2 separate regions of the Homo sapiens genome follow, and region 1 is linked to region 2. A link is a contact called in ENCODE Hi-C data. All regions are on one chromosome and are shown on one strand. Each heading gives the region's core, a stretch centred on a gene start or an enhancer-like site at or near the end of the contact. The rest is flanking DNA. Distances are from core to core; before and after follow the strand shown.

The links. Hi-C counts contacts between places; a loop is a spot of excess contacts on that map. Pooled maps may share reads with other maps.
Region 1: a pooled map shows a loop between it and region 2 (4-fold over the local background). The contact joins two enhancer-like sites. A Hi-C loop is called at or near these places in 3 of 37 single-sample maps with no recorded cell type and 3 of 50 pooled maps.

The regions. Positions count from the first base shown.
Region 1 is chr16:23,669,183-23,675,049 of GRCh38, forward strand. It overlaps DCTN5 (dynactin subunit 5), which reads left to right. Exons shown (of 6, transcript NM_032486.4): 6 at 1-5,867. Among named protein-coding and RNA genes, the nearest start is that of PLK1, 6.8 kb to the right of the region's middle. RefSeq lists an enhancer at 1,232-1,461. Within about 2 kb of position 1,414, at least 3 of the 41 ENCODE cell types and tissues checked have a DNase peak (open chromatin) inside an H3K27ac peak, as active enhancers do.
Region 2 is chr16:23,320,117-23,327,377 of GRCh38, forward strand. The region is part of intron 1 of SCNN1B (sodium channel epithelial 1 subunit beta); the gene reads left to right. Among named protein-coding and RNA genes, the nearest start is that of SCNN1B, 21 kb to the left of the region's middle. Within about 2 kb of position 4,800, at least 11 of the 41 ENCODE cell types and tissues checked have a DNase peak (open chromatin) inside an H3K27ac peak, as active enhancers do.

The sequences.
Region 1 (5,867 bases), core at 164-2,663, 350 kb after region 2:
ACTTCCAGAAGAACAACCAGATGGGAAGGACCTTGGTTGGGACTCTTTCCAGTTCACTTGGGGCAGAGGGAATTTAATGGCTCACGTAGCTGAAAAGGATGGGCTAGATTGGGCTTCAGGCTGCATCCCAGGACTCCAAACAGGGATCTGTCTCTTTGGCTCTCAGCTCTGCTTTCATTTGAGTTGGCTTTATTCTTGGGCTTCACAGTGTGGCCCCACAGCACCAGTTATTGATAAAAAGAGCTCCCCTTTGCTGACAGAACTGCTGGATTTGGTTCTCATTGGTCCAGACGAGGAAGGTATCCAGCCTCAAGTCATCATTGTGGCCAGGAAGATGGAATACACCAAATGGACAGGCCTGGCATGTACCCACAGAGACTGAGAGTTGGTGCTGGTGGTTGTGGTGGCAGATGATATTACCTGAAGAAGGGACGAATGGGTGCTGGGCAGGACAAAGCATCAGCTGTCCAGTTCAGGCCTCTCCTCTTTCCCTGGTGTCTTCATTTTCCTCCGTCTCCCTGCTGTCCCTTACCCTCTGCCCAATCTCTCATTACTCCTGGTCTTGGGAGTTGCCTTCTGAGGATACTCCACTGGGGGTACCTGAGCCTGGATTAGAGGGCAGGGGGAGGATATTGCCTAGCCAAAGTGGGTGTTCAATAAAGAACCATTTGGAGATGGTCTTCTGTCTGGAACTGCTTCCTTTTTGTTTTATTATTTTTCCCCAGATGAGCTGACTGGGCCATGGAACTGCATCCTTATGGTTCCCATAGCACCTTACCGAGGCGCCCTTATCAATAGAGTTTTAGTTATGTACCTGTGTTCTTGTCTGAACCCCTACTAACTGTGAGCTCCTGAGGAGTCAGGCCTGAGTCTGTGGGTCATCTAGCACATCCTTAATAGAATGATTGCCTGGATGTGACCACCCTCACCCCCAACCCTCACACACCCTGCCAGCATGCCTCAGACCTTACCCCAGCTCAAGATAAGTCTCAGATTGCAGGATACCTGCTGCAGGGAACAAAGGTGAATGATTGTCTTGTGAGCCTCCTGTTGACTGATTCTGTTTTACATGGCTGCACAGAGCCCTTGTGGTTATTTGGGGTTGGGGTGGTGGCTTCTGTATTAGTCACTTCTGCATGAACCATTTCACTCAGGATCTGAGGCCACAGTTCCTTTCTTAGTCACTGATACATCTGGCAGACTTGAAATTAATCAGACAAACATTGTTCATAGTTAACATATCCTTGGAAGTTTCTCAGCTATAAGGAAGAGGTCTTGGTGGCTAGGGAGGCCTTTCTCTGTATCCTGTTCTATCCAGTGAGAGCCTAGAGGGTGCTGCCCAGCCATATTCTGGCTAGCCTCAGCGGTTCTCCTGAAAAAAAATTGGCATCTGACAACCTGGATGGTGACTATAGGTAGTCAAATCCAGCTGGCTGGTCTCCTGGGGGTTAGCTTCCATGGAGCTGCAAGTCCCCTGAAATGATACTGGCAGTGTTGGGACAGCGTGTCCGAAGGCCTGGTTTTTTCAGAACTGGTCTCAGCAAAATGTCTCGCCAACTTCTACAGTTCCCATAAGTACATGATAACTGAAACACTTCTAGAGCCCCCCAGCAATGGGCTTGTGCTTTTAGTAGAATATGTGCTTGCTTCCATTTAGGGGTAAGAAGGTGGGCCCCTCACCATATGCTGCACAGAGAAGAGAGACACCATCACTCATTTATTCATTTAACAAGTGCTTTCCAAGCCACTACTAGGTGCCAAGCACTTCCTAGGTCCTGGGGATACAGTGGAGACTAAGATGGAGCCAGTTCTTTCTCATAGGGATCTCACAGCTTAGTGAGTGAGAAAGCCAAAGAGTCAAAATACAGAGAGGGTCTGAGGGGCCCATTTTGAGAGCCATCATAGTGGTGAGGAGTGTGAGTGCTAGAGTCAGGCTGATCAAATCCCAGCCTGCCATTGGCTAGCCTTGTGACTTTGAGCAAGTTATCTTACTTCGTGGAACCTCAGGTTTCTCATCCATAAAATGGGGAAGTTGGATAGGGTATTATGATGATTGAAATGCATTTATACATGTAAAGCATAAGTACTGGCTCAGGGTGAGCACTCAATAAACGGCAGTTTATTAGGCACTTTTATTAGGAAGTGATACACCTTGAGCAAAACCCCTTAGAGTATAAGGCATAGCATTCTTACATATTTTTAAAATTTAAAATAAAATTTAAAACATCTTGCCCTTTATAATCAGTCCGCCACAAACAAGAGATGGAGAAATCACCCTTCCTTGTTTTGTATCTATGGGGTGCAAACATTTAATCCTCCCAACTGTCAAAAAAGTGAGAGTTTCACAGCCTGTTTTACAGCAGAGGAAACTGATATTCAGAGAGGTTAAGTAAATTTGCCCAATGCCACACATCTAATAAATGGCTGAGCTGGAATCAAGGCCAGCTCTTACTTGGCTGCAAAATCCATGTTTTATGCAGCTCCTCCACTATCTTGGCCTCCAAGGCAGCTGGCTTTGAACACTACCCTTGCAGCCCAGTCAGCCAATCCCTTGCTCTCCTGAAGCTTTTGCTGGTGGGCCAGCCCCACCTGCTTTCCTTGTGCACTCTGACTTGGACCCTGAAGTGAGAAGAGTTGGCACAGGACATCTTACTTCCCTGAAAACAGTACCTGGACTTTTCTGTATCTTCACATCCATTGGGCATTGGGCAAATGGGTCATGCAGATGAAAACCATCCAAGATAAGAGACATGGGAGTGAAATTCACACCCACTCTGGCTTTCATACCATGGGTCTGAACATTAGCCCATGGTGTTTCTTGGCCATACTGACCTGTGCCATTTCAGCTGCATTCATCTCAGTTGGTGTTGTCTGCTGGCTGCTCTTTCTGATTTCCCACAGGAGCAGTAAGAACCTGAGGAAGAGTAGGGTCAGAGGAGTCTGGGAGAATGAGGAAATATGAGAGCCCCAGGAACTGAAAAGGCCTGTGAGAGACTCTGAGCTTCCTGGGAACAGGTATAGGTTCTTTTTATTTCAATAATAACAGAAACAACTGTCAAAACCATGTGCCTGTACTATTTGGAGTGCTGTCCTTGCAGAATCTCATTATAAGAACCTTAGGAAATAGGCACATCATCTCCTGGATAGAATCCTAGGAAATGGGCACTATAATGGGCACTTTATCCCATTTTATAAACATGGAAATTGAGGCACAGAGAGATTAAGTACTTTCCCAAGGTCATACAGCTAGTGATGGAGGAGCTAGCATTTGAACCCGGAGTTTTTAGTCTATTGAGTTTAACCGACAGATCATACTGTGTTTTGGTAGGGAGGGAGGGAGGAAGCAAGCAAGTGAACAAATGAGTCTGGGATTTAGGACTTGCCAGACAAACAAGGCCCAAGAGGCAAGTGTGCAGGTGGGTGTAGTTGGGAGTCAGCAGAGTTGGGTTGGAATTCAAGCTTTGCCACCTGCTGGCTATAAACCTTGGTTGGGTAAGTAACCCAAGGTAAATGAGATCATCTCTGTAAAACTCTTAGCCTTGTGCCTGGCACATAGTAAATGCTTAATAAGGGTTCACTGTTAGTATTACTGTTACTGATAACATACAAATAGATTGTATTAATGGACCATAATTGCAACTGTATAAAACAAATTCCATGTTTGGCCAGGCGCAGTGGCTCAAGCCTGTAATCCCATCACTTCGGGAGGCCGAGGTGGGCAGATCACGAGGTCAGGAGATCAAGACCATCCTGGCTAACACAGTGAAACCCCATCTCTACTAAAAATACAAAAAAATTAGCCAGGCATGGTGGCGGGTGCCTGTATTCCCAGCTACTTGGGAGGCTGAGGCAGGAGAATGGCGCGAACCCAGGGGGCGGAGCTTGCAGTGAGCTGTAATTGTGCCACTGCACTCCAGCCTGGGCGACAGAGCGAGACTCCGTCTCAAAAAAAAAAAAAAAAACCACAACAACAACAACAAAAATTCCATGTTGACAAGGATGGGAATATGAGAACATGGAAACAGCTATGAAAAGACATAAGAGAATTAGGAGGATTTTCTTTAATATATCATTTTTTAAAAAAAAACTTGCTTGTATTTGTTTATTTTTTAAATAGAGACAGGGTTTTACCATGTTGCCCAGACTAGTCTTGAACTCCTGGGCTCAAGCGATCTTGGCCTCCCTAAGTGCTGGGATTACAGTCATGAGCCACTGTGCCCCGCCATTTTTTAATAAACCTTTCTAATGGAACAAGTAAAACACATGCAGTGGATGCTCAGCAGGCCTTGAGTGTGTGAATGAAAAATATTTGAACTTGTTTTTACTGGTTGATTTCATTGCTTAAAAAACATACCTTAGCTGGACGCAGTGGCGTGCGCCTGTAGTCCCAGCTACTCATCTCTTAAAAAAAAAGTTTTATGCTTGTTAATTTCATAAATGCTAGAGGGATCACCCTAATCAAATAAAGCTACTCAAAAATAAAATATGAAAGGTGTTAGTGGGATACAGCTTTCTAGTTTTTTGCCACTAGTGGATAGGTTGGAATTTAAATTCTTCGGATATTGGAACCAGAACAGGCTGTAACTGATTATTTTTGCTGTGATTCGTGCTTACTGGAGCCTCGGGAAAGAGGGAGACAACATGTAAAGAGAAGCAATCTGTTTGGAAAATGAAAATACAGTTAAATTGCTAATGAACCCTTGTCAAAATCAAATGTCTCCCCTTAGAGGCTGATGATTGTCTAGTCTAATATGCATTTTTTTTGAGTGGGTCAATTGGACTCTAAGACCAACAAGATAAAAAGGCAGCCTTGCATGTCACTTGGACCACAGCTGTCTGGCCATGCAGCATGCCTTCACTGCTGCTGAAGAAAAGCAGCTGCTTGTTGAGAATCTCAAATTCTCAGATCCTAATTGCCTGGCCCTGACTCTAAGCTGAAACCTGCTACTGTCTGCCTTGAGCTGTTTTAGCCTCAACACGAGCTATGCTGAACTGAAAGCAGGCACAGGCTCAATGACCAGGACTCAGACGTTGGGGCCGTTGGAGATTAAGGACCCCCTCCGTGGAGCGCTAAACTATGAAAACGTCCTGGAACCTGGCTGAAAAGGGCTTATTCTCTAATGGGACCATCTAAGATCAAGCTGCTGATAGGCTCTTTGTCTCTAATACAGAGGCTAATTGCATTCCTAACTTCTAATATTTGCCAAACGCTCCAAGCTGGGGAAGGGCACATCGCAAGGACTATGACCTCTCCTCCTGCTTTTGACAGACCAGACTCAAACCTTCTCTGGGGCTTCTCTCACTGCTGTTGACTTGTTGCATTCAGCTTTTGGGATTAGTTGCAGCTTGCAACAGTGGACTGACAGCCTGACTCTACTTCCCTCACTTTTCTCCCAGCACACACAGCTTAGTAAGGTAGGTGGATTATTAAAACGTAGCTGTCCCCAGAAAGGTATTAGGCTTTTCTAGTCTGCTCATTGAATAATCAGGACAAAAGGGGTAGAAGATTATGTAAACACATTTTGAAATTTTTAAAAATTCAGGGTTTCATCCTTTATTAGTTTGCTAAGGATACCATAACAAAGTACCACAAACTGAGTGACTTACACAATAGAAACTTATTTTCCTGCAGTTCTGGAGGCTGAAAGTCCAGGACAAGGTGTCGACAGCTTTAGATTCTTCTGAGGCCTCTCTGCTTGGCTTGCAGATGGCTGCCTTCTTACTGTGTCCTTGTATGGTCCCTCTGTCTGGGTGTCTGTGTCCTAATCTTCTCTTTTAATAAGGATACCACTCAGGTTGGATTAGGGCCCATCCTAACAATCCCATTTTAACTTAGTTACCTCTTCAGGGCCTATCTTCAAATATAC
Region 2 (7,261 bases), core at 3,550-6,049:
TCAAGTGGGACCCAGCTTTTGCGTCTCTAACAAGCTGATGATGCCAGTGCTGCTGGTTCTGATGCCCTACTTGGAAGAGTAAGGTGGCGGGCTGGTGGTTCTCAAACTTTAGCATGGCCAGAGCCTCCTGGAAGGCTGTTAAAACCCAGATTGCTAGTTAAAACCCAGAGGCCTCGGGGGAAGACTGAGGATTTCCCTTTCTAACAAGCTCTCGGGTGATGCTGTTTCAGCCAATCTGGGGACCAGACTTGGAGAACCACTGCCCTCAGCTCTGCATTGACTCTCCCCAAGGGTTGGGGGGCCCCGCAGTCCACACAAGGTGGGATTTTTACTGTGTCTGAGGCCAGACTCCTTGACACCCAGTTCTCACTGAGGGAATTAGGTCTCAGTTGGCTTCTTCAGTCAACTGTCTCTGACCAGACTCAAGGGGTTTCCTCAAGTTCAAACCCATGACTTACAGACATGATTGGAGTTGTGAGACAGCAAAAGTTCTCGTCCATGTGTTGCAAACCTCTTCCCCATTCCAGGGGGTTCTGATCCATGCAGTTTACAGCCGAGGCCCCCTCTGAGGAGCTCTCACATTAGACACCACCGTGGGCCTCTATACAAACAAATTTGAGCCCCAGGTATGAAGTCGTGGGTAGGCCCTGGCCTTCAGCTTCAGGCCTGGAGCCCCAGGGATGGGAGGGGAAGGCCACACCCCCACAGAGAGCTGTGGCTGCTGCAGCCTCAGGGACGGGGCAGGGCCCTCTCTTGGGTCAGGCTGGGCCCAGAGCCATCTCCTCAACTGCCTTGAACAAGAATGACCACCTAAGCCCCAGCCGGTTTCCCAGAGTCCTTGAACTTGAGAGTGGTGGTGGCCGGATCTAGATGAGTGAGCTTAAGGAGATCAGAGATTATGAATTGCTGAATTCTCTTCCTGGACTTTATTTTATTTTATTTTTTTGAGACAGAGTCTCGCTCTGTCGCCCAGACTGGAGTGCAGTGGTATGATAGCCGACTGCAACCTCCGTCTCCTGGGTTCAAGTGATTATTCTGCCTCAGCCTCCTAAGTAGCTGGGACTACAGGGGTGTGCCACCATGGCCAGCTAATTTTTGAATTTTTAGTACAGACTGGGTTTCACCATGTTGGCCAGGCTGATCTCGAACTCTTACCCTCAAGTGATCCACCTGCCTCAGCCTCCCGAAGTGCTGTGATTACAGGCATGAGCCACAACGCCTGGCCTCCTTCCTGGACTCTCAACAGCATCATCTGCTTGCCTCTGGCTGGGGCTCCCTGTTCCTCTGAAGGCCCCGCCTGTGAGTGGGGGTGTGAGCAGGGCTGGTGTCTGCTGTCCATCCCAGGCAGGGCCATCAAGTCCCATAGGACAAGACAGCACACAGAGCCTGGACCCTGGGAAAGGCAGGGGTATTAGGAGGCTTGGACAGGCCTTCAGGCAAACCCTTGCTCTCTGCTCTCCAGCAGAGTGACCTTGGGCAGCTGTCTATGCTGCAGAGGCAATGACCCCCCGGAGCATTGACTCAAGGATTAAATGAGATGATGGCTTAAAGTGCCATGACAGTTCCTGGCACGTTAGGTACTCCGCGGACGGTGGCTGCTATCATCAGCGTAATAATAGATATTGGACAGACGCAGTGCCTAACACTTGTAATCCCAGCGCTTTGGGAGTCCGAAGCAAGAGAATCGCTTGAGTCCAGGAGTTTGAGATCACCCTAGACAACATGGCAAAACCCTGCCTCTACAGAAAAAATACAATAATTAGCTGGGCATGGTGGTGTGCACCTATAGTCCCAGCTACTCAGGAAGCTAAGGTGGAAGGATCGCTTGAGCCCGGGAGGCAAACGTTGCAGTGAGCTAAGATAGCACCACTGTACTCTGGCCTGGGTGACAGAGTGAGACCCTGTCTCAAATAATAATAATAGATATTAATTATGATGATTTAGTTATGTAAACTGCCCCGACACAAACTCTCTCCCATTCCCTTGGAGCCTTCCAGATACAACAGTTTTTGTTTGTTTGTTTGTTTTATGCCTGAAAAGAACCTATTTGGCTGCAACTGTATTCATTCCCGTATTAAGCCCACATTTAAGTGCCTACAGTGCCAGCCATTGATCTAGGTCAGCACTATCCAACATACATACAACACAAGCCACAGATCGGAATGGCATAAGCAATTTAAAATTTTTTTCATTTTCTCTTTTGAGACAAGGTCTCACTCTATCACCTAGGCTAGAGTGCAGTGACATGATCACGGGTCACTGCAGCCTCGACCTCCCGGGTTCCAGCGATCCTTCCACCTCAGCTCCCGAGTAGCTGGGACTATAGGTGCACACCACCATGCTTGGCTAATTTTTTTTTTTAATTTATATGTTTTGTAGGGACAGGGTCTTGCTATGTTGCCCAGACTAATCTTGAATTCCTGGCCTCAAGTGATCCTCCTGCCTGGGCCTCCCAAAGTGCTGGCATTACAGGCGTGAGCCACTATGCCCAGTCCAGCAATGTAAAATTGTCATAGCCACATTTTAAAAAGTAAAAATAAACAGATCAAACTAATTTTATTAATATATTTCATTGAACCCATATATCCAAAATATTACTTCAACATATAATCAATATTAAAGATGATTTGTGAGTTTTTAAATGCTCAATATGTCTTTTAAAATACTTAATTGTGGAAAATACATGTGTATAGCAAAATTTACACTGTGATCATTTTTACGTGTGCAGTTCAGTGGTCTTAACTCCATCCACATTATTGGTCCTCAGAAAATATTCTGAGGGCTGGGCACGGTGGCTCACGCCTGTAATCTGTAACCCAGCACTTTGGGAGGCCGAGGTGGGCAGATCACCTGAGGTCAGGGTTTCGAGACCAGCCTGGCCAACATGGTGAAATCCCATCTCTACTAAAAATACAAAAAAAAAAAAAATTAGCTCGGCATCACCATGGGCGCATGCCTGTAATCCCAGCTACTTGGGAGGCTGAGACAGAAGAACCACTTGAACCTGGGAGGCAGAGGTTGCAGTGAGCTGAGATCACAGCACTGCACTCCAGCCTGGGTGACAGGAGTGAAACTCCATCTCAATAAAAAAAAAAAAACTGGGGCTACGGAGGAGGGAGGATGACCTCCATTCACAGAGGACTTCTTGGAGGAGGTGGCACTGGAGCTGCACCTAGAAAAAGGTAGAGGATTTGTGGGTAGAGGTAAAGGTTTTGCACTCCAGGACTGAATAACAGCATGAGTGAAAGTGTGGTGGTGGGAATTCCCAGGGTACCCAAGGGCTCCAGCATGTGGTTGCATGGGTATATGCAAATAAGAAGCCTCTCATAGGCACTGATCTCTCTCCATGCCAGACACTGTGCTAGGTGCTTCATATTTACAATTTAATCTTCACATCAACTCAATGAACTCAGTACTATTTTCCCCTCATTTTACAGATGGGGAAACCAGGGCACAGAGAGGGTGAGTAAATTCCACAAGGTCACACAGTGAGTAAGTGACCCAACTGGGGTTTGAACCCAACTTCTTAACCACTACCCCATTGTAAAGGAAAGTGCAAGGAATTAAAGGAGACATCTAGGCTGGGACCAGGTTGCAAGGTGTCTTAGAAGCCAGCTAAGGGTTGAGGGGCCTTTATTCTATAGACACCAGTAGCCCTTGAAAGTTTCTGACAGGAGCATGACATAGACAGCTAAGCCTCAGGGAAGTGCAGGCCAAAGACTGAATCTTTCATTTACCAAGCTGGGAAATTCCCCTTCCAGCATCAGTCCTTTCTAAGGCAATTAAGTATCTAAACTCAGCAACCACCTACACATTTCATCCTTCTTTCTCCCTAATGAATTACAGTAGCCAACCTTCATTCAACAGGATGCTGAGAGCTTTATATGCATTTTAACCCTCACTGAAAACCAAACAAAAACGCAAGGAGGGAGGTACTATTGCTGGCCTCATTTGCAAATGAGACAACTGAGGCTCAGAGAGGTGATGCGATTTTGCCAAGATCACACAGCCACCCAGCCAGTAAGAGATGGGATGAAGATGCCACCCAAGTCTGTCTAACTCAAAAGCTCACTTTTTTTTTTTTTTTTTGAGACAGGGTCTTGCTCTGTTGTCCAGGGTGGAGTGCAGCGGTACAGTCATAGATCACTGCAGCCTGGAACTCCTGGGATCCAGCGAACCTCTCACCTCAGCCTCCCAAGTAGCTGGGACCACAGGCATGCACCACTTCACCCAACTAATTTCTTTTGTTTTTTGTTGTTGTTGCTTTTAGAGATGGTGGTCTCACTATATTGCCCAGGCTGGTCTGGAACTCCTGGCTTCAAGCAATCCTCCCACATCAGCCTCTCAAAGTGCTGGAATTACAGGCCTGAGCCACTGGCCCCTGGCACATTTTTAATAATAATAGGATCATTCCTGTTTCTCAAAGTGAAACAGAGAAAAAGAAACTATAGCTTGTCCTCCTACATAAGCCTCCAAACATTATCAGGTTGACCTTATTTTTCTGACTCTATTCTGGAATACCGCATTTTATTCCCAATGGAACAACCACCTCCCTTCTCCACCTCTACCCATCCTACCCCACCCCACACACACACGCCCCTGGCATCTTTCAAGGCTTGGCAGAAACTACCCTCTCCAAGTTGCCTCCAGCATTGGCAGGGAGGGAGCAGATGAAACTGACCACACTCTTCCCTGCTGGCTGTCAACACACACCACCCATCCTGGGCAAGTGGCCACTTCCATTTCTGGGGATGGGCTTAGGTGCTCACCATTGGCACCCCCCCAAGTCCTCTTTGTCCATTGGGACACAATGACATGGCTCCTGGCATGGGGCCTGGTGGGCAGGGTGTTTTCCTGTGTAATTGTACTCATACAGGGTAAAGCCCGGTGCAGCTGAGTGCTCTGGCAATAAGGAAAGCAAACACAGCAATAAGACTCTGTCAACAAGGGTATGGGAGAAAGGAGCCATCCAGGAAATGCAAGCTCTGGTGCAGCCACCTCCTCTGAAATCCCTCTTTGGTTCACTCCATCCCCAGCAGGACAGGTCCAGAAATTATGAAAAGAGTTGTCAGGCTGCTAGAGACCCAAGGCAGATTTTTCTAGTTGATTGAACGCTCTCCCTTTTGGTTGCTTTTATGTATTTTTCTTTTTTCTTTTTCTTTTTTTTGAGTCTGGAGTCTCACTTTGTCGCCCTGGCTGGAGTACGGTGGTGCGATCTCAGCTCATTGCAACCTCCGCCTCCCAGGTTCAAGTGACTCTCCTGCCTCAGCCTCCCGAGTTTTTGGGATTACCTTCCTGCACCACCATGCCCAGCTAATTTTTGCATTTTCAGTAGAGACGGGATTTCACCATGTTGGCCAGGCTGGTCTCAAACCTTTGACCTCAAGTGATCTGCTCACTTCAGCCTCCCAAAGTGCTGGGATTACAGGTATGAGCCACCGTGCCCAGCCTCTTTTTTGAATTTTTTTTTAAACTATAAAAGTAATACAATTTTGGAAAACAGGTACAAATATCAGAATGCAAGTTGAAATGCGCATCCGATCTTAACTTCTTATACAAACCCCTGTTCTGCCAAATAGTAGAAACTTAATTCCAACCCATCCAGCATCTCCCCAGATCCTTACACCAGGGTTGTACCTAAATTCAAGGAAGGAGGCTGGACATGGAGGCTCACATCTGTAATCTCAACACTTTGAGAGGTCGAGGCGGAAGGATTTCTTTAGACCATGAGTTTGAGACCAGCCTGGGCAACATAGTGAGACCCTGTCTCTAATAAATAAATAAATAAATAAATAAATAAATAAATATAAATAAAAGCCACACAGCTGTAGTCTCAGCTACTTAGCTACTCGGGAGACTGAGGTGGGAATATCTCTTGAGCCAGGGAGTTTGAGGCTGCAGTGAGCTATGATTGCACCACTGCACTCCAGCCTGGGCAACAGAGCAAGACCTTGTCTCTAAAATAAACAAAACAAAAAAATTCTTGGAAGCTTAACTTTTTTTTTTAAGTCTGTATTTCCTGCTTCCCTACAACTATCTTTGCCTAACAATAGATTTTTTCATATACTTAGAATCCTGGTTTTTTTCAAGCAGCATTCTATTATAAGCTTTTTTCCATTTTGCTATTAAAAATTATCTTCTCATTTATTACTTTTATGATGCAAGCAATATATGTTCATTGTAGGAAAGTTACAAAGCACAGATAAACTAAAACAATTTCTTAAAAATAACTCAAGATCCTGCTACCCAGAGATAATCATTATAAACGTTCTGGTTAATGCCATCTGTGTTATTTTTCCTATGCACATAGATGCATATAAACCCACATGGTTTTTTTGTTTTTTGTTTTGTTTCTTTGTTTGTTTTGAGACAGAGTCTCACTCTGTCACCCAGGCTGGAGTGCTGTGGTGTGATTTCGGCTCACTGCAAACTCTGCCTCCCAGGGTCAAGCAATTCTCCTGCCTTAGCCTCCCGAGTAGCTGGGATTATAGGTGTGCGCCACCATGCCCAGCTAATTTTTTTTGTATTTTTAGTAGAGACAGGGTTTCATCATGTTGGCCAGCCTGGTTTCAAACTCCTGGCCTCAAGTGATCCACCTGCCTCAGCCTCCCAAAGTGCTAGGATTACAGGTGTGAGCCACCACACTCAGTCATTATTTTTTATTTTTACAAATTTATGGGGAACAAATGCAGTTTTGCTACATGGATATACTGCCTAGTGGTGACGTCTGGGTTTTCAGTGTAACAGTGTACAGCGTACCCATTAGGTAATTCCTCATTCCTAACCCCTCTCCTACTCTCTCAAGTCTCCAGTGATTATTATGTTCTTTTATTGCTATTGCCCAGGCTGGAGTGCAGTGGTGCAATCATAGCTCACCACAGCCTCAAACTCCCAGACTCAAGCAATCTTCCCGCCTCAGCCTTCCAAGAAGCTGGGACTACAGGCATGCATCACTATGCTCAGCTAACGTTTTTATTTTTTGTAGAGGTGGGATCTCGCTATATTGCCCTGGATGGTCTCAAACTCCTGGCCTCAAGTGATCCTCCCACCTTGACCTCTCAAAGTGCTGGGATTACAGACAGGAGCCACCATGCCTGGCCTAACATAGTTTTTTTAAAAAAACAAAAATAATTGGCTGGGAATGGTGGCTCACGCCTGTAATCCCAGCACTTTGGGAGGCCAAGACAGGCAGATCACCTGAGGCCAGGAGTTCAAGATCAGCCTGGCCAACATGGTGAAACCTCCATCTCTACTAAGAATA